Linked DNA regions of Homo sapiens: region 1 is linked to region 2. A link is a loop called in an ENCODE intact Hi-C map of the cell type or tissue named here. Cell type or tissue: B cell. All regions are shown on one strand.

Region 1 (2,500 bases), 64 kb before region 2:
CTACAGGGAGCCTCAGAGATCAGGCCGGGAAACCAAGCTATGGGGAGGAGGAACTTGCCCAAAGTTGCCCTGTAAGTCAGTGGCAGAGGTATAACGAGAACTGAGGTTTCCTGACTCGCCATCCAGTGCTCTGCTGCACTGACCTCCCACTTCTCTGAACTCTGGAGGAATGGCAATGACTATAACCCCAACTTGGCATTCCCTGAACACCTGTGTAATGGCGTCAGTGTGCCGCATTCTAACAAGAGGAAATGCTGCTGTTTCAACTCTGCATCCATTCCCCCACTGCCTCTTTCCACAAAGGAGCTGAGGTGGCAGATGCTGCTCTATTTAAGGCTCATGCGATGCTTCCCATGCCTGCGACTTCTCCAGACTACAAGCTTCAGAGCACAGGGAGGCTGTGTTGTCTTGGCTCAAGTGGCTCAGCAGAGACAGGCACACTGTAGAGCTAATGAGGAACTTACTACGTCAGTTAAAGTTATCGGTCCAAAGTCAGAGTGAAACACTTTCTGAGCAGGGGATCTTGCCTCCATGGCCAGCATCTCAGAGCCCTCAGGGACAGAACAGGACAAGGGGACAGAAGGTTCCAGGCGACAGAACATAAAGAGCCTTTCCAATACTCAGAGCTGCCTGAGGCAGTGGTGAGCCTCTCAACACTGAAGGCATGCTAGTTAGCCAGACAGCCACCTGAGGGGGCCCTGCACTGGGCACTGACAGGTACATGGGGCAACCAGTGAACACAAGCATATTTGTCAGCCAAACCTTTGTGAAGGGAGGCAGCAGGGATCAATATATCAGTGAAGGGCTAGAGCACCTATTGCTCGCATAACAACAATTAAAGAAAAAAACTTAAAAGTGGGAAGGAAGGGAGAATGGAGAAGGTAGAAATTTAAGTCGTTTAAAGAATCTTCCAGACTTTTCACAATGGTTCTTCAATAAGTCTGCCATTTTAAGAAAGAACAGAAGGAGATATAGTTAGGAAAAAGGCAGCCAGTGTTGTAAGGTGTGGAATGAGGATGCTGGGCAGACGCTCCAGAGCTGTACGAGAGACAGAGAGAGAGAGAGAGAGAGAGAGAGAGAGAGAGAGAGAGAGAGAGAGAGTGTGTGTGTGTGTGTGTGTGTGTGTGTGTGTGTGTGTGCGCGCGCGCGCGCGCATGCGTGTAAGTGGAAAGTTGAACCTCCTTCCTGTGTGCTCCAAGAGTCTGCACAAAGAGCAAATCACCTGTCTTACAGGGCCCTGGGCCTTCCTGACCCTTCTTTCTCCCCCGGGGTTGGAAGCCCACAGACCCAAAGGGCTGAGTCATAGTGTGCGGAGGTGCCTGGCCCCTGGCAGAAGGCAACAGGGCTGGCAAAGAGCCCAGGCTTTCACAACGGTCGGGTGCCCGTGTGCTCCAAGTCGGGGAAGTCACTAGCCCAGGAATTTGCATATGTGAGCGAGAAGCACCCTTTGCTCCTGCCCCTCGTGTATCCCCAAGTGACTCCAGGGTACCTAAGGGATCTGAACAGGTTCTGTGCCTCTCACATGGTAGCAAGTGACAGGACACAAAGAGGGCAGCAGGTCAAGCCCGGGGTCCTGCCCGTCCACTCACCATCGCATTGGCATGGCTGCTGCTCTCTGGTGAATTCTGCTCCTCAGGAGTGACCACTTCAAATTCAGAGGAGGTGCCCTGTGCAGAAAGGAAGTTAGGTGCTGCCCGAGAGAAAAACAGCTCACCCCTCCTCTGCGGCCCTGTGGCTGAGAGCAGCAAGGGGGACAAAATCTCTTCCCATTTTGAGTACACAGGGACCGTTACATATCATCTCACATGAGATCACAAAGCAGGATTCTCGACAAGCCTGTCATAGCCCTCTGCATAATGTGAGGTCATATCCCCTCGATGGCCAATCCTCTTTTGTAGAAGGGAGATGTGGGACTAGCTGACCTTGAACCAGCAGCACTGTAGGATTGCATTTTTTAAGGCCGTGTACTTTTTAAATGCTTTCATGAGCTCCATTATTTCTCAGGGTGACCCATGGAGTGGGTCAGAAGGTTATATCCTCTTTGGAAAGATGAGGAAACTACAGTATACAGTTGGTTAATGCAAAAGCAGGGATTGAACCCAAGACTGCAGATCCAGCATTCCTGCCACGGCCCCAGAGCTGTCTCTTAGGCCCAGACGTCTCTGATCGGTTTCCCAGAACACAGATGGCAGCTGTTACGGCCACCACCAAGCATGTCCTGTGCTGGCCTTCCCAAGCCAGTCCTGGAGATCCCAGAGGAGTGAACTGATCTGAGAAAAGTCCCAGAGATGATTCACCAAATTTGGAGACTATTTCAGGATTCAACCAAATCCACGGTGGCCAAGAAATCCCAGATTTTTTCACATCTTTCCGTCATTCCTAGTAGAATTACTGGTCATTCAACCAACCAAGAAGCCAATGGCCCACCTGAACCAGCCATTAGCTCTGGGATCTGGGATTTCCATGTCCCGTTAAACCTGGTCTGCAGCCTCCCTTCATC
Region 2 (2,500 bases):
GAGGAAAAAGGACAGCTGGGAGGTAGAGAGCACTGGGTTGGGAGTCAGTGCCTCTGAGTTCTAGTTCTGGCTCTGGCAATGGCTGCCCACCCTGGGCAAGTCCCCTTCCCTTGATGGGACTTGGTTTCCACATCTGTAACATGAAGAGGCTGGAGTAGTCACCAAGGGATCCTTCCAACCCTGACAGTCCAAGTCCTGTTAGCAACTCTATGTCCTTTCTCTTCAGCTCTCTGGAAGCTGGACCCTGAGTCCCTCTAACCACAGCAGGTTGACTCTGGAAGGCATTAGAATATCACTTCCTGCTTCTCAGATTAATGCCATCAACCACAGACCCAGCACAGGGGTCTTTCATGGCATTTTTACCTCTAGCATCCTACAGTCCCAGGCGAGCTTGGCAGGTATCATCATTCCCATGAGACACATGGAAAGGAGGCTCAGGAGGGTGATGGACTTAACCTAAAGCCTCCTGGGAGTTGCTGTCAGACAGATGGGGCAGAAAGGCAAAGAAAGCCAAACCCTAGATGGCCTGTCCCAGGCTGGACTTTCTGAGCACAGGCCCAGCTGATCTGAACCTGTGGGTGCAGTACTCTTCCCACTGGTGCCAAATATAGGTCTGAAAGACCTGCCCAGCAGGGCACACTCCCACCACAGAATGAGGGAGGGCTCTTGGGTTCCAGGGTCCACAGCCCTGATTTTACACATAGGGAAATTCAGACCCAGAGTGGCGGAGAGGCTCACCCAGAGTCACACGGTGAGTCAGCAGCAGAGCCAGGGCACCATGCCAATTTTGTGACCTGGTACTTTCTTCAGTGCCAGGATACTGCTTCCAGGAGGCTGGGGGACACCTTGGTCCCTGGAAAGGGCTTCTGCCAAGTTCCTTATGAACCCTCTCCTGCCCCTCCTCTCTATACTCTGGGAGCTAGGAGGGTGGAAACTTGAGATCAAGCCTTCCTCATCCTGCAGACTCTAATTTGAAACCTCACTCCATCCCCTGCCAGCCCACGGCCAAACCCACCACACCTGCTGCCCTGGAGACCAACCCTGCTCCCTTCCCATCCCCCATACCGAGTCCCTTCATGGCTTTCCGCAGCGCTTTGGCATCTGCGTCAGGGTTGAAGTCATTGGCTGGGCGCACAGTTCCCTTCAGCTGTGAGAAGCAGAAAGAGACTCAGCAGGTGTCTGAAGGCCCCCCTGGGGACCAGGCTGAAAGACAGCATGCGAGGGTGGGAAGCTCACCCCATGAGCCCAAACCAAGCGGCGTGGGTGGGGAAAGAGGCAGAGGTGAAGCCACAGCAGACAGACCCTGCACGAGAGCTGAGAGAGAGAGAGAGAGAGAGAGAGAAAGAGACAGAAAGATATAGAGAGAGGGAGAGAGGGACTCAGGGCTGGGAGCAGGGCAAGTCCTGATCAAGAGAAATTGGCTAGGCTCCCGCCTGCCACGGGATCTGCCTCGGTTCTAGTGCCCCTTGGCTGCTTATTCCACCGGGGCATCCCCAATTCTTCTGAATCCTACCCTGCCCCCGAGGCCCCCTCTGCCTCTTAAAGAGTCATTCCCCCTGAAAAGGCAGCAGAAAAGTTCTGAAATACCAGAACAGAGTTTCCCAAATTTCAGTCACTCCTAAAGGACTTTCACTATTCCAAATTAGCACACACACTATGCCATCTCTTAATGGTTTTATGTAATTCAACTTCTTTTCTGTCTACTTAAATGCATCAATTTTTGAAGTGCATTTAAAATTACTCCCAAAAGGCAAGGAATTGTATCCGTTTTATCCTGTTACATATCCCAGGTGCCTACAACAGTGTCTGACATAATAGGCACACTCAAAAAATAATTGTTAAGTGGATTAATGAGGCTTGGCACAATGGCTCATGCCTGTAATCTCAGCACTTTGGGAGGCCAAGGCAGGAGGATCGCTTGAGCCCATTGGTTCAAGATGAGCCCAGGCAACATGGTGAAACCCTGTCTCTACACAAATTAGCCAGGTGTGGTGGTGTCCACCTGAGGTCCCAGCTACTTGGGAAGCTAAGTGGAAGGATCACCTGAGCCTGGGGAGGTGGCAGTGAGCCATGATCATGCCACTGTACTCCAGCCTGGATAACAGAGTGAGACCCTGTCTCAAAAAAAAAAAAAAAAAAAGGAATGGATGAAATTAATTTTATATAACTACCATGAATTAGGAAGTTGATACCATGTATCATAAACTGACAATTTACCACAAAAATCAACATAATAAAAACAAAAGAGGTGATATACCATGAAATTTAACATGATGCCTCTACTTGCCAGAAGCTCTGAAACTTAAAGCGAGCTCTCTCAGCTTTCTCTTTGTGAAAAAGGAAAATCAGCAAGTGTTGCAGAGACGGCGGCACCAAACCAAGACTTCCTCTTTGACGTAATCAGAAACGCTGATGAAATTGGAAAGGAGTGCCTTTCTCATTCACTCTGTGGAGTTCAGCGTTATTCAACCCTGCCAAACTAAATTCACTTCTCACATCA

The links. Peaks named below come from ENCODE experiments on the same cell type or tissue, not always from the same donor. Only the 100,000 strongest peaks of a DNase experiment are listed, where the experiment ranks them.
Region 1: a loop joins it to region 2, with 4 times the contacts of the local background. A loop is called at or near these places in 108 of 110 quality-filtered maps.

Annotation. Positions count from the first base shown.
Region 1 is chr5:151,058,729-151,061,228 of GRCh38, forward strand. It overlaps TNIP1 (TNFAIP3 interacting protein 1), which reads right to left. Exons shown (of 18, transcript NM_006058.5): 5 at 1,590-1,667. Among named protein-coding and RNA genes, the nearest start is that of TNIP1, 21 kb to the right of the region's middle. RefSeq lists an enhancer at 1,511-1,580. In B cell, no CTCF peak of the experiment used is centred here; DNase peaks (open chromatin) are centred at 593 and 1,313; H3K27ac peaks cover 2,242 bases.
Region 2 is chr5:151,123,221-151,125,720 of GRCh38, forward strand. It overlaps ANXA6 (annexin A6), which reads right to left. Exons shown (of 26, transcript NM_001155.5): 15 at 1,066-1,147. Among named protein-coding and RNA genes, the nearest start is that of ANXA6, 33 kb to the right of the region's middle. RefSeq lists an enhancer at 625-1,125. In B cell, no CTCF peak of the experiment used is centred here; DNase peaks (open chromatin) are centred at 1,151, 1,921 and 2,401; H3K4me3 peaks cover 1,167 bases; H3K27ac peaks cover 2,500 bases.